2 separate regions of the Homo sapiens genome follow, and region 2 is linked to region 1. The links are chromatin loops, found by intact Hi-C in ENCODE. Cell type or tissue: Caco-2. All regions are shown on one strand. Each heading gives the region's core, and the rest is flanking DNA. Links, peaks and the distances in the headings are about the cores only.

Region 1 (11,627 bases), core at 1,396-9,395:
CAGTGAAACTTCTGGTGACAATCACCCACTTAGGTCTTTATTTTCCATTTTTGCATTTGTCATACTTTTCATAGTAATGAAAACAAATATGTTGTGTATAATACTGGATGTCAGCCTATACATTTGGTTTTTAAATTTGGGGAAGGAAACTTCTTTCCACTCGATTGAGCAGTTTCATCTTTGCAATGTATTTATTCTTTCTGAACTTTTGGGTAGTGTCCTCGTATTAGTCTGTTTTCATGCTGTTGATAAAGACATACCCAAGACTGGGTAATTTATACAGAAAAAGAGGTTTAATGGGCTCACAGTTCCACATGGCTGGGGAAGCCTCACAATCATGGCAGAAGGCAAAAGGTCTGTCTTGTGTGGCGGAAGGCAAAAGGCCCGTCTTATGTGGTGGCAGAAAAGAGAGAATGAGAGCCAAGTGAAAAGGGAAATCCCTTATAAAATCATCAGATTTTGTGAGACTTATTCACTACCACGAGAACAGTATGGGGGAAACTGTCCCTGTAATTCAATTATCTCCCACCAGGTCCCTCTCACAACACGTGGGAATTATGGGAACTTCAATTCAAGATTATATTTGAGTGGGGACACAGCCAAATCATATCAGTCCTAGAAAATTCTTCAGGACTGGCTCTTTTTACTTTTTGGCAATTTAGCCCTCCTGGTCATGAACGAGTTGTCAGATTAGCTTCTCCTAATTTCACACTATGATGGGGAGAAGGAAATGCAGGTTTTCTGCTCTTAAAAGATTCCACATACTGTTTGGACCCTCCCGTGCATAGTGGAGAGAATAACTTTATTCATTCTGTGATTATCCAGTAGGAAGTCTTATCAGACAGGAGGCCCTCTGGAGGGTCCTAGCAACACTGACCTAAACCTCAGAGCACTCGAGTGAACACCCAAAGTCCTCTGTGGAGAAATGATGTAGAGTCTTGAATGGGAATATGTTGCTAATGGGTCATTAGTAATTTGAGTGTCTTTTCAGCTGGCGTCAAAACAGGCCCTATTCCTCAGTACCCGGTATCAAGAGAAGACAACTTTCAGAAGCCCATTGCCTAGACTTGGAGGAGGCTCTTAATATGTTTTTTTTCCACATTTCATAAATTCTTAGGATTTTTTAAATTTAATATCCTTTATGAACTAAGGTCAACAAAACTTTAATCAGTGAATATATTTTTGGTTCTGAGAGTTAGAACACTCCTCCCTTTTAAAACAAAAAAGTTTTTAGAATTTTGTTGTTAAATATATCTGGACATATGAAGAAAACTGAAGTTATCAGCCTTTTCAATTGAATCCTGACACTGAAATTGTCTTTTGAAACTTACTTTTGTGTAACTATCCTGGCTCACTGGCACTCTGCTCTGGAATTAAATTTCCCTAATTTCTGTCAACTTTTTGAATCTGCAACAGTGGGAGCATATGATATGCTGTATGAGTAACTGCACAAGTTATTGTTAGAAAAATTCCTACTGATAAGCCCTATGAGTTTTATCTGTAACTGTGCAAGTAACCTAAGTATCTTGTGGAATTAGAGGCAATAGTCTGTTTTACAAAGAGTAGGAGAGAGAGAGAAAGAGGTAGAGACAAAGACCAAGACCAGGAGAGGAAGAAGGAGAGAGACAGAAAGGGAGGCAGAGGGAAGAAAGGAAAGAAGAAAGAAAGAAAACATTAGCATAATTTTCCAAGAATAGGCATCTCAGTGTCTTGCCTAGAAATCAAGGTCTTCCTCTGCTCAGAAGCACAGAAACTGTCCAGGAGGGGAAGCTCTAAGTAACGATAACAATAGAAACTGATTGGCTTGACAATGAGATAAGACCAGGTATGTTCCCGGTGACCCACAGTGAAGGAAAATTCAGTTTTTGCACAGTTTCACTGTGTGGAGAGAATATAGCACCATTACAAAACTTCTTTTAAAGAAAAGACACTTTGGGAATTGGCCTCATCTGTTTTTTTGTAGGCAGTTCAGATAGGAATAAAGGAAAGAAGAAAACATCTCCTTCCTTATTCCCCATCTGTTTATCTCACTATTTCTCATCCTCCTTACAGACACTCAGCTGGAGGTTCACAGATCCAGTTTCTTGTAGATTGCTCCTCAATGTTGTGGGTAATTTTAGGCAAAATATGCAAATTTCTTGTTTGGCATAAGGTTTTTCTTTCTCCTGCTAAAACAAAAATGTTTCCGCTACAAACCATTTAAATACTTCGTAGGGATTTTGTCAGGATTAATGAGGCAACAGACAGTCACAGGTGATTATACTTATTTCAAGAATGCATTATTTTAGTATGTCTATTTGGCATTACATTGATTTTTTTTCAGGTCATTAGCTTATTAATTTCTACTAGACAGCAGAGCTGCTGTGTCTTGTTATTTTTGGAGTTAAAATGGTGTAATATTCTCAGAGAGCTAGACATCAACTTAGTGAACTGGAACTGGAGAATAATTTATTCTTTGCTACCATAGATGTTAATTATTTACCACAAGACAGAGCTGGGCAAGAAGAAATCTCAGAACTTTAGTTTGGATACAGACTTTGCTTTTTATGGTCTGTTTCAATCCCTTTATTTTACAGATAAGTAGATTAAAACAATTATGATTAAGTATCTTCTCTTATGTCACACAGTTGTTATTGATTGGTTTATACTTAGGAGCTAGAGCAAGTGTTCCCAGGGAGTACATTTTGTACTGAATATAGCTGTCTTTGTGAAGAGAAAAATAACAAGATTTGTAGGTACTGAAAGTTACCCAGAAATCTCACATTAGTCTAGGAAGAGGTATGTATTATGATGCTCAGGGTTACTGTGGCTTGATATAATTAAACAGATGTATATTCGTCTCCTAGAGTCTTCAAAATAATGATAGTGGTGACGATGACGATGATGATAGTTAGCAGTTTTTAAAGGCTTACTCTGCAACAGGAATTATACCTAGAGGTTTATACACATTATCTCATTTATTTCCTAAAATGATGCCATGAGGTTGGATCTATTATTTCTTCCAGTCTACAGAAGAAGAACCTGAAGCTTAGAGATATTTGGTAAATTGTTGCAACTTCACTCTGTAAGTAAATGTCAGATCTGACCAATATGATGCCACCCTATGCCTTGTCACAGTATTATTCTGCTATACGTTTGAGAATCTGCCAAATTTTCTTAGGCTCATTATCCACTACCACCATATTCTGACTTGTGGTGGAATTAATAATATTTCTAGAAGAAATATTTGCAATATTTAAGCAAATTTTAGAATTTTTATACTAGAAATAAGATCTTGGACATAATGTAACTGTATGTCTAGGTGGTGCTAAGTAACGAGACTTTCTGCACTGAGTTTTAGAATGAAGAATGGGAAGGAAAGCTCTTCCTAAATAAAGCAGGAAACATGGATACCAGCTTACCATTTGTAACCAGAGGTGTTTCTTAATCTTTTTCAGATCAGTTGTACAAAAGTTAAGACAGCAATAATGGTTTTTATAGAATGTTCTCATGACGGTTAAATATTAAGATGTATGTGAAGTACATAGCCCAGTACTAGAAAGATCTGGCGTCTCTTCTGATTATTTATTGCCTGTGCTGTACCAGTTAATGTTTGGAATATCAGTACTGTATTCAACAGATATCTATTTGATATCTAGTATGTGATTGGGCCAGTAATAGGCCCTAAGGGGACAGTACTATTTTTATCTTCATGGTGCTCACTTTCTAGTTGAAGGAGGTAGAAAAAATAATTATTGCGGGTAGTGATAAGTGAAACAAAAATAATAAGACAGGATTGGGGTAGAGTGACATGAATTGGGGAGAAGGAAGGATTCCATGAGATCAGTTGTGAAAGGAGGCTTCTAAGAAAGCAACACTGGAGTTGAGAAGGGAATAAGAAAGAGCCAACTACCTGGAGATTGGTAGAAGGATGAAAAGACATGCACAAGATTTGAAGAAGAGTTTATGAAGATGAAGGCTTCCAATGAACTGAGATTTCTACATCATGGGGAGGGTAATAAAAATGCTCTTTAAAATATGTTAAACAAGGTATCTGTATCTATGTCTGCATGAAAGTAGAGAGGAGACAGAATAGCTGATGCAACAGATGACAGTGAATAATCGAGTATCTACAGCTTCTACAATGATCATCAACCAGGTTCTTTCTGCCCAACTGCAGCAAGTCAATCACTGAGATAATGGATTTTGCAAAAGAGAAGACTATTCATGAGGCAGCCAGTGAGGAGGTGAAGAACAGGTCTCAACTCCACCTCCCAGAAGATAAGGCTTAGGGATATTTATAGGTTATAGAAGTGGGGTCAGCTAAGATGTGGGAAAAGGTGATTGTCAGTGGGGGAAAAATGAAGCAATCAGTGATCTATGCAAACATAGTTGGGATATGTGGCATTTCATAGGACACATTTGCAGAAAATGATGGTATTATGATCTGAGGGTGGAATTTTTGGTCCTCTGATGTCAAAATGCTCTCCGGCATTTACAGAGGCCCAGCTGAAGAGTCAACCAGTTTGAACTGGTCAGGAGCTGTCCCACATTCCTGAAAAATAACTGAAGTGACCATTACCATGGTGATTTATAAATGTTCAATTTATTATGCCGCTAATGAAGGTTAAGTTTCAGCGTTCAGTGGTGCAGCCTTCAATTACTGTGGCTTTCAGCTTCATGAAAAAAAAAAAAAAAAAAGAAAAGAAAAAGATAAAAAGCAGGTAACCAAAAGCAAGCAGGGCATGCTAAATTTGGCAGACCTAATCAGATGAATCCTCTGTTTCACAGTGCTATTTTGTTTATAATCTTCTTTATCCAGGAGAACATTATTTGAACTAAAAAGAACAAAGCAAGAATGGTCTGAAATCACAAGGGGTTCAGAAGAATGAAACAGATGATCTGGATACTTTTAGAAGGAGTAATAATTATTAATCCCAACAAATGACATTCTTCAGTGTCTAAGCATTTTCTTTTGTGATTAAAGAGCTGCCGTGAACAAACCTGGAGGAGAACGTGATGGGTACCAGAGACCAGAAATTTACACATGGCTATGTTTTCAAAGGACAGGTCAAGATGGTGAGAGGAGTGGGGCTAAGGAAGATGTTATCATATATAAATTCCAGAAATTGTACTGAGGTGACGTTGGTATCCATCTGCAGCATAATTCTATGCTTAAATATTGAACCAATTATTTTTGAGCTCTTAGTAAGGCAAGGTGGTGGAGCCAGGATGGGTTCAATAAGAAGTTCTCATGCTAAACTAACCTCTTTTTTGATAAAATTTCCAGACTTTAAAGTCAAGAAGACAAAACAATTCTAGATTTGAGTAGGGCATATGAAGAAAATATGTGGCTTAATAACTTGCTTTTTAAAGTTAACATTTTGAAATGGGATCTAAAAAAAAATGTCGATCTTACAGAATTAGAGAGTAGAGCAGTGGTTACTGACACCGGGGAGAAAATGAGAGATTGGGGAGGATGGGAGAGGTTGGCCAACAGGTACAAAGTTACAAGAAGATAGAAAGAAGTTCTGGTGTCCTTTTGCATAATAGGGTGAAGATAGTTAACAGTAAGGGATTGTATATTATAAAATACCTTGAAGAGAGGTTTTGGAATGTTCTTATTACAAAGAAATGAAAAATGCACAAGGTGATGAATACGCCAGCTACCCTAATTTGATTATTATACAACATATACATGTATCAAAACATCAAATTGTATCCCATAAATATGTACAATACAATGTGTCAATTAAAAAATAGAAAACAATATAATTATGTGGTCTACAAAGAGAACATAATGGACTAAATGTTGATTGGGATTCACAGAATATTGCCAAAATATTCGTGACTTTGCTAACCATATGAAACAAAATGTTCACATTTAAATATATAAGTTGATCTTAGTTGTATTTATGTAATAATTATTATGATCCATAATAAACCATACATATTTTGCTAATTTTATTATTTCTGTCCATGACAAGTGAAGTTATTAATAAGATATTATAAAATTTGGCACATAAATTAAAATGTATTCGTTATCCTATTAACAGTATTATTTTAAATGACAAAACTGTATTCCATATGTATTCCAATACACCAAAATTTTGTAAGTTAATTTACCAATATCCGTTTTTTGGACATTTAGATTATTTGCATTTCTTACACTTTTTTGAAGTATTCTAGTTATGTCCTTAGGTTAAATTCCTAAAAGTAAAATTTCTGAGCTATGAGGATATGCCAAATTACCTTCCAAAAATGTGGTATTCGCCGGGTGCAGCGGCTCATGCTTGTAATCTCAGTGCTTTGGAAGGCTGAGGTGAGAGGATGGCCTTGAGGCTTGGAGTTAGAGACCAGGCATGGGCAATGTAATGAGACTCTGTCTCTACAAAAAAAAATTTTTAAATTAACTGGACATGTTGCTGTGCACCTCTAGTTCCAGCTACTTGGGAAGCTGAGACAGGATATCTGCTTGAGCCCAGGAGTTCGTGGCTGCAGAGAGCTGTGATCACACCACCGCACTCCAGCCAGGGCAACAGAGTGAGACCCTGACTCCAAAAGCAAAAACAAAAGAGCAAAAACGAGATTCCAATGTATACTCCCACCAATTAATTTGAAGGTGACCATATCCCTCCTATCAAATACTGTCACTCATTTACATCTTTGCCAAATGTGGGTAAGAAAAGAAATAAATAGTTTTTTTATTTAAATGTGTATATCTTTATTGTTAGTGAGGTTGAATATTTTTCATATGCTTATTGATCACTTATAGTATTTTTATTTGGTTATCAACTCATTTGCTTATCTGTTTTTAATATTTTTAAATATTTTCATTTTGTATGAGAATTATTAGAGTTATGACAGAACACTTACATTATAGAAGTGCATCCTGAAAAAATTATGCATTAAATGACATGATGTCCGGAATTGTACGTAAAGTCACCTAGTAATGCGGTGGAGCCTGATGAAACAAGAATGGCTATGAAATGATATAATGATGGAAGATTGGGGAAGGGCTTCTAGAGTTTCATAATACATCCCTCTCCATTTGTGTCTACATATAAAATATCCATTACAAAAGGTAGACTAGGTCCTTGTAAAAATAATTTTATATGTTGCAAGCGCAGGAAGAAACTTTCAGTTTCAAGAGTTTAAGCATGTCAAATTGTATACTTCAACTATGCCATTTTATTTGTAATAACCCAAAACCAGAAACAGCCCAAATATCCACTAACAGATAAATGGGTAAACAAATAGTGATAATATCCATAGAACAGAATGCGACTCTGCAAGAAAAGAATGAACTATTCACATAAGCAACATTAATGAATATTAAAATAATTATGCAGCATGAAGAAAACAAGAATAATAAAAAACACTTTATAATTAAAATCATATAAAATTCCAGAAAATATTAACTAATTTATTTTGAAAAAAGGTAAATCAAGGGTTGCCTGGAGGGCAAGTGAGAGTAGGGAAAGATTATTAGAAAGGTATACAGGAGTAATGGATATTTGGATATGTACATTAGCATAATTGTGACAGTTTCATGAGTTTATATGTATGTGGAAAGTACCTCAGTTGTACACCGGTTTTTGTTTTTTGTTTTTTTTTTTTAAAGAGACAGTGTCTCACTGTGTTGCACAGGCTGTAGTGCAAGGCTGTGATCATAGCTCACTATAGTGTTGAACTCCTAGGATCAAGGGATTGTCCCCCCGAGTCTCTCAAGCAGCTGGGACTAAGGGCATGCTCCACCACGTGGAGCTAATATTTTTAAATATTTTTATAGAGATGAAGGTCTTGGTATATCATCCAGGCTGATAATCAACTCAACTGTACACCTGAAATATGTGTAGTTTATAGCATGCCAATTATGTTTCAATAGAACGTTAAAAATGACTTAAAGTCTGGATCTACTTTTTAAAGGAAAACATAAAGTTTGGCAACCCTATATTGACTCCACCATGCCTTGGGAAAGGCAGCCCGCATCAGTGGCAGGAAATATTGGTAAGCAATAAACATCATCTCTATATGAGTCAACAGAAATGTTAGAGGGGTGACAAAAGCCACAGCCCTGGACTATGAGATCTCTCATTTCTCTATTTTCATTTTCTTGACTGTGCAGCAATGGCCTTGAGGTCATTACATGAGTAAACAAAACCTTATTTGCTCTGACAGTTATGTCAGTTCCAGGAAAAACACCAGCATGGAGTGCACCCACCCATGCTCATAGCCTTAGCCACTGAAACACCTATGGAGACACTGCAGAAGAGGTACCATTCTCGACCTTGATGCAGTCTCCTCCAGACCTTATTAATCACACTCAGTGTTTCTGCGCCAATTATGGTTTCAGCCTGGCCTCTTAACAAATGACACCAGAAACTTGAGTTTTGGACATCCAGGCACATGGTTCCTCTGCAGTGCCTGGAGTCTTCTCAGGGGTGCTAGGAGTTATGTGACATCCCCCGAGAAAAAGGGATTCATCCTTCTCCCCAGAGTCCTACAGGATGTCACAACAACTTTCCCCTCCTCAGGGTGAACTCTGAGCCTACAAAGAAATCCTGGCATTCAGGCCACAAATTAGGATCACAAAGTGAAATACTCTTTCCTAGGTGGGTTTTGACAGCAAAGCAAATTAGACCAAAATTGGAAGAAGAGAAAATTATTTGCAAATTGCCGGTAATACCCAGGCTAGAGCAATCTTCTTAGACAAGATTGGGTCAGGATCGTGCCTTAACTAGTCAGAGAGGAAGGAATGACATTCCCCTAAGGGCACAGACTATTTGTGATTTTCTCCAGGGAATGAGAGAGAGAACAGAAACATCTGCTTTCCTTTATTACACTGAGGTGACTAATACACACTATGGGGAACCTGTCAGGTGGTAGAGGTGAAATGGCTTATGCCACAGAAACTGGCAGTGACCTAAATCTGGCAAGGGTCCTGGCCTGCGCAGGTTAGAAAGTACAACGCAGCTCCTTAAAGCTTCCCACTTACCTGGAATTTGTGGGGAACCTCTCCACTGTGGATGTTCAGATGTATGGAGTTCGATGCCTCCTTTACATTCACAGAGGCTTTCCTCCTGAGTTGTTATAGTGAATATGGAAGCCTTTCTCCAGCATGCACTCTCCAGTGTTGATTGAGTCCAGGGCTTTCTGTTGAAGGGATTTCCCATATTTACCAAATTCACAGGGCTTTGCTCCAGTGTGAACGCTCTGTGATTAACTAAGGATGGAGCTCTGGCTAAAGGACATCCTATATTCACCATACACATGAGGCCTAGCTCTAGTGTGAATTCTCTAGTGTTCAATGAAGACAGAGCTTTGGCTAAAGAAATTCTCCACATTCACCACACTCATAAGTCTTTCTCCAGCGTGAATTATCCAGTGACAAATGAGATTGGAGTTTTGGCTAAATAATTTCCCACATTTGCCACACTCCTAAGGCCTTTTCTCCATTGTGAATTCCCTGATGTTGAACAAGTTTGTATTTGTACCTGAAAGCTTTCCTGGTTCACTGCACTTGTAATGACTTTTTCTGCTGTGAAAGGCCTCCCCACATTTGGTGCTGATGTGTGGCTTCAATCCAGTTGTGAGTGGCCTATGTTGGAGAAGGTACAGTTGCCAGGAAAATCCTTCCCAACTTTCCCACAGGCGAAAGGCCTTCCTGACACTTAAAATCTGCAGCCTTTCACAGAGAAAGCATTGTCCACGTCTCTATTCCATTGTGTTCCTTCTGGTGCTGGTGCATGTTTGCACTAAACCAGAATTGTTTCCCACATGCCTCACAAGTGTACTATTTCTGCCCAGATAGCGTTCCTTGTTGCTCAGCCAGATACAAAATGTCCCTTAAGACCAGAACACACATCTCACAGGGATGAGCCTTCTGGATGAATGGACCTAGCTGTGACACTTTCTACTGAAACACTTCACTGAGGGTGTCTGCTTTCCCTTTGCTCCACACCAACAACCTGGCGAGGTTATATAGGCAAAGTTCTCTGCATCACGGGGCACAGCTCTCAGGCTCATCAAGGAAACTCCATTCCTCTCAGAAGTCATTAAAGGTCGGCTATGTTCATAAAGATCATACTGAGATGGCTTCTCTTTCTGTAGGTGGAGCGAGCTGGGACTTGCAGGTGACCAAGAAGGGGGATCCCGGAACCGGAATTGTCTCCCTTGGCGTTCCGGAAGTAGAAGCAGAGTCATTGCTGGGTGGCGCCAGCCCTCAGACTTGCCTCTTTGCAGTAGGAAGAAGGCCTCCCCACATACCTTCCCACACTCATCACCTTAAGCCAGACTCGGTGTCCAGTGAATATGACCATCTCTTGCCCATTTTCTAATGAGTGTTTTCATTAATGAGTTATAAGAATGTGGTGGGTAAATCTATGGGCTTTGAACTAGTGAATCAACTTGGTTTCAGAATCTGGCACTGCTACTTACTAGTGAATTTAAGCAAGTTATTTCACCTTTCAGAGTGTCAGTTCCCTCATGCATACAAGGAAGATAAAAAATAATGTATACAAAAGTATTGGAGTAATTAATACATGGAGAACTACATGTAAAGCGTTTAGCATGATGTCTGACATATTAAGCATCCAATATTAGTTGCTTGCAGAATTATTAGTAAAAGAGATTGCTTCTGAAAGCCATTCCAATTCTTAAATTTTATAATGCCACATTTGAGGTCACCTGAAGTACGTGTATAACATGTGTACATTTTTGCGATTTATTTTTTCAATTCCCAGATTAGAGGCATAGAGATATCCTAGCAAGGACTCCAAGTGTGTAGATCTGTCAAAGATATGAACATGAAAGAACAGCTTATTTCAATAAACCCACTTTACATACCTTGTGTGCTTGTTTTTAACAATAAAAATTGGAAAGATAATTAAGGAACTGAAAAACCAGAGGGTAAATTCTACAGTTTCCTTAATTTAAAGAGTAATTGTTTTTAATTCTGATTCACCTAAGAAGAAGGCATTTAACTTGTAGGGCTTTCTGTATTTACATGTATTATATATTAAATCCTCACAATTGTTTGCAGTCATTATTATTATTATTATTATTATGCCCATATAATATGTTAATGTGGAAACTGAGGCTCACAAAGCTTAATTAAATTGCCCAAGTTCCTAAAATTAATAAATGTATTTTGGGTTTGAACCTGTCTTCTGACCGCAAAATTAATGATATTTCACCACACTGTTTTCATTCAGCCTAACCTAGTCAGCCATGACCACATGGTGGTGTTTAAAGAAACAAAAAAATCTGAAGAACTAAAACAAACTTTTAAAGGTTTAAATCGACTTTCACTTTGAAAGAAATCTAGCCTACCTGTGCCTTAAAAGATAAAAAAGTACAATAGTAAAATGGAAATCTTTTAGAGAAAAGAATTACATAAGCTGATTGTCAATTAAGACTCCTGAACTGGCCTCTGTACTCTGGTTTATTAGGAGTGTTGAATAAGTGCTTTTGGACAACATTTAGATGTGAACATAGTCTTAAATTCTCTTTATTCCCATTTTTTAAAAAAATGTTCTTGAGAGTATTGCAGTACAAATTACATATTGACCAAAATTTTGTCCCTTTTGAAAATCAAGTTTATTTTTAAGTTTGAAAATTCATACCCATGATAGTAAAAGAAAGAG
Region 2 (11,627 bases), core at 2,278-10,277, 140 kb before region 1:
ATTAGTATGTGGAAACACTACTTTTTTTTGTATGTTAATTTTATGTTCTGCAACTTTGCTGAATTAGTTCATTAGTTCTAACAAGTTTTTGGTGAAGTCTTCTGAATTTTCTATGTAAAATATCATGTCAGTAAAGAGACAATTTCACTTCTTCCTTTCCTATGCAGATGCCTTTTTTTTTAATTGCCTAATTGTTCTGGCTCAGATTTCCAGTACTATGTTGAACAGAGGTGGTGAGAGTGGGCATCCTTGTCTTGTTCCTGATCTTAGAGGAAAAGCTTTCAATTTTTCACTGTTGAGTACAATGTTAGCTGTGGGCTTTTAATATATAACCTTAGTTGTTTTGAGGAACATTCCTTCTACACCTAATTTTATCATAAAAGGAAGCTGGATTTTATCAAGTGCTTTCTCTGCATCAAATTGAGAAATCATACACTTTTTGTCCTTCATTCTGTTAATATGGTGAATCACATTTATTGGTTTGTATATGTTGAACCAAACTTGCATTACAGAGATAAATCGCACTTAATCATGGTGAGTGATCCTTTTAAAGTATTGTTGAATATGGTTTCCTCGTATTTTGTTGTGAAATTCTGCATCTGTTTGTCAGTGATATTGGCCTATAGTTTTCTTTTTTCATAGTGTCTTTGTCCAGTTTTAGAGGAAGAGTAATGCAGCCTCATAAAATGAGTTTGGAAGTATTCTTTCTTCTTCAGTTCTCTGGGAGAGTTTGAGTATAATTGGTATTAGTTTTTAAAAAATATTTCATAGAATTCAGTTATGAAGCCATCTGGTTCTGGGTTTTTCTTTGATGGGTGACTTATAAAGCCTGATTTAGTACTCTGACTCATTATTGGTCTGTTTAGATTTCCAGTTTCTTCATGATTCAGCGTGGTAGGTTACATGTTTCTAGGAATTTATCTATTTTTTCTAGGTCGTTCAATTCATTAGTGCATAATTGCTCACAGTAGTCTCATGATTCTTTCTCTTTCTGTTATCAGTTGTAATGTCTCCTTTTTTATTTTAAATTTTATTTATTTGAGTTTTTTTTTTCCTTAGTCTAGACAAGGGCTTGTCAGTTTTATTTAGCTTTTCTAAAAACCAATTTCTTAATTTTATTGATCTTTTCTATTGGTTTTCTAGTTTCTGTTTTATTTATTTATGCTCGATCTTTGTTATTTCCTTCCTTCTGCTAACCTTGGGCTTAGTCATACTTCTTTTTCTAGTTCCTTAAAGTATAATATTAGGTTGTTTATTTGAGATCTTTCTTCTTTTTTTGATGTAGATGCTTATTGCTATAAACTTCTCTCTTAGAACAGCTTTTAACATATCCCATAAGTCTGGTATGTTGTGTTTCCATTTTGATTTGTCTCAAGATTTTAAAAATTTCTCCTTTAATTTCTTCTTTAACCCAACAGTTTTTCAGGGGCATGTTATTTAATTTCCACAAATGTGTTCATTTTCCATGATTCCTCCTGTTCTTGATTTTTAGTTTCATACCACTGTGGTCAGAAAAGATAGTTAATATAGGATCTTAGTTTTCAAAATTATGAATCAATGTAGCTTGACTAGATGACCTTGATGGCCACCTACAACTGTAAAATATAATGCTCTTATTTTAACTCACTGAAGATTGCCCTCCTCCTCCACTGAATTGACTCAGAATACTTAGGATTTTGTCAAGTTATATATTTGCTGCCTATCTATCTGAAATTTAGTGGAATTTTGTTTTGTTTTTAATGCAATTGAACTATTGCAATGAATAGATATAATGGAAATTTTGTAGTGAAATGTTTTTCACTACATTTAAAGAAAAGTCACTGGATGGCAGTTAATTATATAAAAGTACAAAGACAGTAATAATAAAATAAGTAAATATAAGATAACTAGCTGTATGTATATAAACTAAGAACATTCTGATGGTAAAGATGGGCATGAGTTAAAAAAATTTCTAGGCATTATATTTAAAACAATCTGCCTGCACTGATCTAAATAAAAACAGCTTCTCAAACTTCCATCTTCTTCTATATCACCATGTTTCAGGATTAAATTGTTGTTGTATTTTTTGACTATTAAAGGCACAACATTTGTCAACTCAACACTCTTCAGACTTTATCAATAACAAAAAGTTGCTAATGCTTGATGAGATGATGAGTGAGAAGGTGGGAGGCAGAAGCAGCCAACAGAGAAGACAAAGGATCTAAGAAAATGAGAGAGAAAGAAAGGAGAAAAATATGTAGAAATTTCAAGTTGATGATAACATTCTAAGACCAGATGAACACTTACTTTATTTTCTGGAAAAGAATCATTGACCTCATGAAACACATTGTGAATGTGTTTTTTTCTTCCTGACTCAACCTATGAACAGGACATTGAATTCAAGATTGACTACAAAGTTAATAATTACATAAAATTATATAAAATAAAAGTACGAAGGCAATAATAATATAAGTAAATATAAGATAACTATGTATAACTATATGTACAACTATATATACATAGTTTGTAACTATGTCTACAAGCTGAGAACAGTCTGGTAGTAAAGATGTGCCAATATAAGAAAGTTCTATTTGATGTTGACCATGACAAGGCACACTTCATCCCGAAGGCATTTTTGACGGTAAATCTAAACAGCCTGTTTTCTTTTTCAAAGAGTTTACTGGTGAGCAGCCAGACATTTGAAAATAGTTTCTGTTTTTCCACAGCTTGAAGATCGAATCAGAAAAAGTAGTACAATCATTTTGAAAATAAATATTTTTAAAACAAATCTCTTGGACGATGATTTGTTTTATATAAACAAATTATATGTAATATATTTTTATTCCTTCTCTATATAAAAATACTTACTTTAGGCATTTTGCTATGTTGTATTAAGAAAATGTCTCCTCCACCCCACTGCCAAGGGGCTGTTTCTTTCAGATGAAAAGGTTGTTCTTTTCTTAATACTAGCTAGGTCACTTTGGTAGTTTGCTGTCAGGACATGAAGTATTATTAGTGTTCTCTCACTTGCCAATGAAGGTAATTTTGAATGCCTCCAGTCAGCATTTTGTTTTGGAAAGAAAATTGATTCAGGATCTAATGCTTGTTGAGATTATGGGAATAATTCACCAATCTGTGCCTCGTCTAAAAGGAAAGCAGTGGACATAACTTACCATTGTCCATCTTTAACATTTTATGATTGGAGTAAAAACCAGAGAGAAATGATGTAATGCTTGAGGCAAATTATTACACTCAAACTCTTTCATGTTGTATCTCTAGTACCCTAAGGATGGAGCTGTCCATGACTGTCAGCTGACAGTCACATTATTGCCTTGTAAGGTAAGAAAAGGTTACTTTATTTAACTTCTATGAACCAGGATATGCATTACTTGTTAAAGATACAAAACCAAATAAATTGTGACTCTTGTCCCTGAGCAAGTGTGGCAGTATTTGCAGATGAAGTTGTAAACAGAGTTAAACTGTTATATAATAGTAAATAGAAAGCATACATTCAAACGAAATTATTCAGGGATTGAAAATATTTGCTGATTATATTAGTTTCTTATTGCTGTTGTAACAAAGTACCAAAACTTAGTGATTTTAAACATCACAAATCTATTATTTTATAGTTCTGAAGTCAGAAGTCAAAATGAGTCCCAACCAGGCTAAAATCAAGGATTTGGTCGGGCTGTGTTTCTTTCTACAGGCACCAAGGGAATTCATTTTCTTACTTTTTCCAGCTTCTAGAGGCCACCTGCACTTTTTGCTTCATGCTAGCCCTCTCCTCTCTTCAAAGCCAGCAATGAACAGTTTAGTCTTTCTCACATCATGTTACTCTGACACTGACTCTTCTGACTCCTCTTTCACTTATAAGGACTCATATGATTACCTATCACCCACTAGAAAATCCAGGATAGTCTCCCCATCTGATATGGTTTGCCTATGTCCCCAACCAAATCTCATCTTTAATTGTAGCTCCCATAATTCCCACATGTTGTGGGAGGGACCTGGTGGGAGATAACTGAATCATGGGGGTGATTCCTCCATACTGCTCTCATGGTAGTGAATAAGTCTCACAAGATCTATTGGTTTTATAAGGGGAAATCCCTTTCACTTGGTTCTCAGTTGCTCTCTTGCCTGCTGCCATGTGAGACGTGCCTTTGCCTTCTGCCATGAGTGTGAGGCCTCCCAGCCATGTGGAACTGTGAGTTCATTAAACCTCTTTTACTTCATAAGTTACCCAGTCTCGGGTATGTCTTTATCAGCAGCATGAAAATGAACTAATACACCTTCTCAACATTAATTTATTAACAATTTTAATTCCATCTGCAGCCTTAATTCCTTCTTGTCATGTAACATAGCATATTCACAGTTTCCAGGAATTAGGATGTAGACATCCTTAGGAAGCTATTATTCTGCCTACCACATTGATGGGACTATAAATCTTGGGTTTTCATGTAGCTTTCATGACCAATTCCAGTTAATCTTACTCATGCAATGGTCATTTAAAAACATGCAATTAGTTCCATGAATTTGAAGTCCTCACCAATCTGATATGAGCCTTTAAAAATTCATCCAGAACAGAAAGGACAACTGGATTAGAACATTGCTGGCATGGCTTTTATGAGAACTGCGTGCCTATAGTCCCAGTCTGTATGTTCAATTCTGGTTCATTCTGACCGTGTGTTGCTTCAGTATGTACAACTCCAAGGAACTGATGTTTTCTTAGCACCATCTGTTTATTACAGATTATGAGTCATCAGTTGGCTCCCAGAACCTTAAGGCCTTAGACACTTTAATATTAATTCATAAGTCTTTGTGAGTATGAACCCTGAAAATCTGAGACAGGTCTCAGTTAACTTAGAAAGTTTATTTTCCCAAGGTTGAGGATGCATGCCCATGACACAGACTCAGGAGGTCCTGATGGCATATGTCCAAGGCGGTCAGGGCTCAGCTTGGTTTTATACATTTTAGGGAGGCATGAGACATCAATCAATATGTATAGGATGTACATTGGTTCAGTCTGGAAAAGTGGGACGACTTGAGGCAAAGATGGGACAACTCAAAGTGGGGAGGGGGCTCCCAGATCAAAGGTAGATAAGAGACAAATGGTTGCATTCTTTTGAGTTTCTGATTTCTGTCACTCAGGCTGGAGTGCATGGCCTGACCCCAGCTCACTGCAATTTCTCCCTCCTGGGTTCAAGCAATTCTCATGCTTCAGCCTCCCAATAAGCCGGAATTACAGGTATGCGCCACCGTGCTAGGCTAGTTTTTGTATTTTTAGTAGAGACGGGTTTTGCCATGTTGACCAGCTGGTCTCAAACTCCTGGCCTTAAGCAGTCTGCCTGCCTCGGCCTACCAAAGTGCTGGGATTACAGTTGTGAGCCACTGCACCTGGCCAGTGGAAACACATTTAAATGCTCCTCTCTTTTGAAAACAACAGTTATTTTTTTGAACTGTAAAGGAAATACTTGTTAATTATAGACATTTTGAAACAATTCTAAAATTCAAAGAATTAAAATCATCCATAACTCTTTTACCTACTTGTAGTTAGGTTTTTGTTATATTTTCTCTCTAGTCGGTAATAATATTTTCTTGAATGATGTGAAAAAATCAGTAGTTCTTGGTGTTTTGTGGTTTTTTTTCATTATTTATAATTCAATCAGCCTCATTTTACCAATTTATTTCCAACTCAATAAGGAGTTGAAAATTTTATATACAGCTAGAGCCTAAAAATGATAAATCCAATTTTCCTGTCTTACAGAAATTTGGAAATGGAGTTTACATAAGCATTACCTTTCTACTCTTCCTAACCTGTAGGGCCACTACATGGCATCTTTTCTTTTTAATAAAAAGGAAAGAAAAGTCTAAGTATTTATTTAGAGCAAACATTCTGTTAGCCATGGGAAAATGAAAGGTTATAAAACACTTGTCTTCAAAGAGTTTATAGTGCAGTTGTATAGGAAGGCACACCTTCAAAGAAAATGTCAATGCAACTGGAAGATGGGCTCTAAGGACCCAGCCTCTCTAATGGAGGAGGTAACATTGCCCAAAGAATCTCTTTCCAGAGAGGATTAAAGCTTCCTCTCTTTGGTTATAAGAACATGGCAGGTGCCAAGTGTTCATCCTGGAGGGTCACCAGAAAATGATGGGCCGGTGAATCTGGAGAAGTACAAAACTGGGTCAGGTATAGTCAGTTCCTGAGAGAATCATGGTACCATTCACCAAGATAAGTAAATCCCAAGGAAAGTGGACATTATTTTTCTGAAAAGGAAAATGAATGATTTTTTCTGGACATGATTGACTGTGATCCTGTGGTGATATCCTGCATCAGGTATCAAAGAATCATAAATCAATGAACAATTAATATTTGAAGGGATTTTAGAGTCAATTATTGTGTTAAAATTTTTTCATTTTAGACATAGTGGAAGATAAATTTCCAAGAGATTTAATAATTTTGCAAATGCCACCAAACAAGTTGGTTGTAGAAGTGGGACTAAAAGATAAATTCCTTCCTTTTATGCTACCAGTGTGGGGAAAAGAAAGAGAGATCAGATTGTTACTGTGTCTGTGTAGAAAGAAGTAGACATAAGAGACTCCATTTTGTTCTGTACTAAGAAAAATTCTTCTGCCTTGAGATGCTGTTAATCTGTAACCCTACCCCCAACCCTGTTCTCCCTGAGACATGTGCTGTGTCAATTTAAGGTGAAATGGATTAAGGGCTGTGCAGGATGTTCTTTGTTAAACAAATGCTTGAAGGCAGCGTGCTTGTTAAGAGTCATAACCACTCCCTATTCTCAAGTACCCAGAGACACAAAACACTGCGGAAGGCCACAGGGACCTCTGCCAAGGAAAGCCAGGTATTGTCCAAGGTTTCTCCCCATGTGATAGTCTGAAATATGGCCTGGTGGGAAGGGAAACACCTGACTGTCCCCAAGCCCGACACCATAAAGGGTCTGTGCTGAAGAGGATTCGTAAAAGAGGAAGGAACGCCTCTTTGCGGTTGAGATAAAAGGAAGGCTTCTGTCTCCTACTCATCCCTGGGCAATGGAATGTCTCGGTGTAAAGCCCGATTGTATATTCCATCTACTGAGATAGGGGAAAACCGCCTTAGGGCTGGAGGTGGGACATGCTGGCAGCAATACTGCTCTTTAAGGCATTGAGATGTTTATGTATATGCACATCAAAAGCACAGCACTTTTTTCTTTACCTTGTTTATGATGCAGAGACATTCGTTCACCTGTTTACCTGCTGATCTTCTCTCCACTATTATCCTATTGTCCTGCCACATCCCCCTCTCCGGGAAATGCCCGATAATGATCAATAAATAGTAAGGGAATTCAGAGGCCGGTGTCAGCGTGGGTCCTCCGTATGCTGAACGCTGGTCCCCTGGGCCCATTTTTCTTTCTCTATACTTTGTCTCTGCGTCTGTTTATTTTCCAAGTCTCTCGTTCCACCTGATGAGAAACGCCCACAGGTGTGGAGTGGCAACCCACCCCTTCATACCAGCACATGGGAGGTATCAGAAATCCTGAGTTTTTGTTCTTTGTTCTTTGGTGATGGTGGGTTCAGTTGTCTCAGATAATCTCAAAAGGGAATTTTGGACAAGGTAACCCCCAACATTCTTTCCAGCTTTGATAGTCTGCTACCATCAGATAAGCTCAGGAGAAATGAGTCTTGCGGAAGAATGGATTTGTAAGCACTGAGAATGTTTAAGATCCCTGAGGGAAAAAATGATGACAGGGATCAAGATATCAATGATTAACCTTTGTGCTACTCTTTGATATACGGTGTGGAAGAAAGAAGAGAAACCACAAAGGACACCCACAGAGAAGTGGGTAGTGAAGTAGAAGAATAGGAATAGGCCTGGGACTGAAACAAAAGGAGGGGCTGAAGAAGGACTGATTAAATATGGCAAATGCCACAGACATCAAGGCGGATGGGAACTGGGAAAGGGCAACGAGATTTTATAATGAGATTGGACAACAAGAGTCTTTGTATATAAAATATTTAAAGTACATTGATTAAATTATCTATGAGAAGATGGATACAAAAGAGAAAATATTGAATGTAGGTAGTTGGAAGATATATAAGAGTCAGAGATAAAGTGTATAGAATTGGGCAGGCTATAAGCCCAATTGCAGGCAGAAGAGATGAAGAGCAAGAGATTGAAGGTTTGTGAAAGAGGATTTGTCTGATGGCATGAAGTTCCAGAAGAGGTGGAAGATGGGGAATACCCTTAACACAGATAGAGAGGCTGATTTGGGCAAGGAGAAGGGCACCTCTTCCTCTGAAAAAGGAGTATAGGAAGAGTAGGCACCTGAAAACACAGAGAAATTTAGAGTTCTGTGGACACAGAGCTGGTTTGAGGTGGGGGAAAGAGTATACAAAGCATTTTGTGACAAAGAATTTGTCTTCTTAGTCATTATGGTGGCAACGCCCAGGCTGAGTGGTGAGACTGAGTAGCTGAGGACTGAGCAAAAAGATCCAAGCAGGGGCTGGAGGGAGAGATCCACAGAGAGTTAATAAAAGAATGGGGAGCTGCTGTAAAGTTAGGTAGAAAATGTTTCAGTGCTTCTCTGATGCATAATTTTATGACCTTGATTTTAATGTTTGGAGACTGAGGGTAGAACTGTAGAAAGCAGGTTTCCCAGGGCTAGGGCTTAGCAGAACTGAAAATTAAAGGATAGAAGCTGCCGGGGACTCCAAGCAGCTTAAAGTTGCTGATCATGTGTCTCAGGCTGAACAGTGAGGTGATGAAGTGGTAAAGGTACTAATGAGCTAGATAAACTGGTGGGATTAAGGGGCTGGCCCTCACACTAGGGGAGCAGCAAGATCAGTAACATGAGGGAATGGGAAATGCTAGGTCAGAAAGTCGTGGCTGGAGAGAAAAATAGTTGAGTGAAAGGAGGAAGCAGAGAAAATGGCTTATGAAATAACAGATCTCTGACCCTGTGGAGCTCACATACCATCGGAGAAACCATCAGTAAACAATAAAAATAATAAATGAGAAGATTACTTAGCAGTATGAGGAAAAGGGGAGAGGAGAGCAGAGTAAGGGAGATTGGGACTGCCAGGGGAGGGGGACGGGAAGGAAGTTTTCACAGTGTGGTTGTCAGGCGTCACTGAGGTGTGATTTGAGTAAGGATGGATGGAGGTGAAGGTGGTCCAGGGCAAGAGAGTTCTAAGAAGAGTGGGCAGCGTGGAGTGTGCGAGGCATAGCAGGGAGGCTGTCCACTGATTTTTGCTACATTGTGTTGCTGGGCTTGTGCCTTCTCTGAGCTGCAGAGCTGTGAATCTCTGCTTTTATGTCGTGACTAGAGCTTGGAATGGTGCATGCTCTGTCCCGGATCCCTTTCCTCTACGTAGTAGCAGTATCCACATTGTTGTTTTTGTGCCTTACTTCTAAAATACAAGAGTCTGTATCGCAGGTATTAGGTGTGCAAGTTCCTGGCTGTGAAAAAAAATAATAATTTTCTACCTAATCTGATCTTAAGCTAGAGGAATAGACTCAGAAATGGAGCAAATGAATCTTTACCCTTTTGCGATTTGGATATTCAGAAGAATAGACTTTTATCTATTAAAATGTTTCACTGAGACTGTAAGTCTTTATTGGACAGTAGGGGTTTAGAATTAATAGAATCACCCAAAAGATCTCAGTAACAAAATACATTCTTAGTAACTGATATGAGAATTCTTCTGAGGAAAAAATACTTGCTGTTAAAATGCCTGGCTGGATAGGCCCTGAGGAATTCATAGATTTTGACGAAGGCTTTGGATTATGAAGTTATGAAATTGAGGGGTTGAGTCAAGACTGTTAATTTCTTCAGGAGTCAGAGAGGCTTGATCTTGGATCTGAATTATATAGGAGTTAAGAGTAATTTGGAAATTGATTCAAGTCAGAAAATATATTAACAGTGGCTATTCATTTGTTATGATTATGCACATTCTATTATGCATTGCTGACATTCAAAGAGAACCACCTGACATGGAATTTTCCCTTAAGCACAAGAATTCTTTCGTAAATGTTCCCTAAGTATCTATAATAATGAAACAAAGAGGATTTCCAAAGATCAAACAAACTTTTTAATCAACAATTAATCCCAGGAACAAGTTGTAAAAATACATTCATTACAGGAAAGCCACGTTTACCTTAGCATTCTAACAAATAATTAATTTGAAATAGAGTTTGAGTAAATTTGTAATCAAAGACAAGAACAAAGCCCAGAAGTCAGGGTGTGAGTGACAGTATTGCTTGATAAAACTCCCTGGGATTTCTGTAGTCTGTTACATGTTTGTTTATAGGAGCTCAGCTGAGAATGTTCAATTCATCAAAACAAAGTTATCTTTCCAAGATGTTCTTATAAACGCCATTAAGACCACATTGTCTAAGATGAACTCCTGTCCAGACAGAATTGGAAACTGACATGTAATTTTCCAACCCATATAGCTAGTGAAGTTGGAATCTTTTAATGTAATTTCTATTAACTGGTGACTGCCAGGAGATTATAAAGAATTTATGTTCCCAGATAATATAAGTGCTCACAACTTCTGCAGGGAAATCTCAAATCATACTCATTTACTGTATCATGGTCTAGGCCGGAAGGTTATCTGTCTTCAGTAGCCAATATTCAAGGTAGCAGTTGGCTTTGTTTTTGCTTTCTCTCTTTAATGAGGTTGCTCAGCTTAAAATGTGTGTCCCCACCCCTCCCCTCTACTCCCTTCCCCTTCCCTCCCCTCTCTTCCCCTCCCCTTCACTCCTCTCTCCTCCCCTCATCTTCCCTCCCCTCCTCTTCTTTCCCCTCTCCTCCCCTCCTCTTCCTTCCCCTCTCCTCAACTCTCCTCCCCTCCTCTTCCTCCCCCTCTCTTCCCCTCTCCTATTCTCCCCTCCCCTCCCCTCCCCTCCCTTGCCCTCCCTTCTCCTCTTCTCTTTCAGTTCCCAGGGAGGTAGCAAAAACACTGAATTTCTAAACTGCCATCCTAATTGATAAAGTTTAAAGTCCAAGAGCTTTAATGTGCCACTGTGTTCTTCTGAAACCCTGTTTGTAACATGTCAATAGCTTTTTGATGCTCTTAAGAGCTCAGGGAAAACACATATGATTCTTCTATCTGTCAAGCGTCACCTTCTGACAATCTCACCTCACACACCAAGCATCATACGAGGGAGGAGGTTGAGTCAGGAAAAAATTTCTGGTGGAAGATATATATATATATGTGTGTGTGTGTGTGTATGTGTATATATATGTGTGTGTGTGTATATATATATATATGTAAAAGCTAAAAACCAATGGATGAACAGAAGCTACCCAGGCAATGAAGACAGCTAAGAGTGTTCTGGAAAAGGGGAGAGATATCAAAATAATTTAAATATGGATCCTATGGATCCTTGTAATATAGTTCAGTATGGATCATAGTAGCACATTAAAGCTCTTGGCTGCATTGTAGTGAATAACCTAGGGGATAAAATGGAGATAAGCAAGTGAGGTGATAACCCAGGTGAGTAATTAGGGTGACTCAGAATAGGGCAATTGTGGGGGCTATTGGAAAGAGACAAATCTGAAAAATGATTAGGAGGTAAGTTAAACAAAATTTGATTTTCGGCTGAATATGAGAGTGAAGGAGAGAAAAGAGTGAGGGAAAACTCAGGT

The links. Peaks named below come from ENCODE experiments on the same cell type or tissue, not always from the same donor. Only the 100,000 strongest peaks of a DNase experiment are listed, where the experiment ranks them.
Region 2: a loop joins it to region 1, with 10 times the contacts of the local background. A loop is called at or near these places in 3 of 110 quality-filtered maps.

The regions. Positions count from the first base shown.
Region 1 is chr4:174,530,224-174,541,850 of GRCh38, forward strand. LOC105377548 (a long non-coding RNA gene) reads left to right here. Exons shown (of 7, transcript XR_007058492.1): 4 at 1-5,058; 5 at 6,419-6,658; 6 at 7,909-7,989; 7 at 10,093-10,826. It also overlaps the pseudogene LOC100419741. Among named protein-coding and RNA genes, the nearest start is that of HPGD, 14 kb to the left of the region's middle. In Caco-2, for the core only: no CTCF peak of the experiment used is centred there; a DNase peak (open chromatin) is centred at 4,478.
Region 2 is chr4:174,394,251-174,405,877 of GRCh38, forward strand. LOC105377547 (a long non-coding RNA gene) reads left to right here. Exons shown (of 7, transcript XR_001741920.1): 6 at 3,259-3,318; 7 at 4,105-4,136. Among named protein-coding and RNA genes, the nearest start is that of MIR4276, 24 kb to the right of the region's middle. In Caco-2, for the core only: no CTCF peak of the experiment used is centred there; DNase peaks (open chromatin) are centred at 6,861 and 7,461; H3K4me3 peaks cover 990 bases.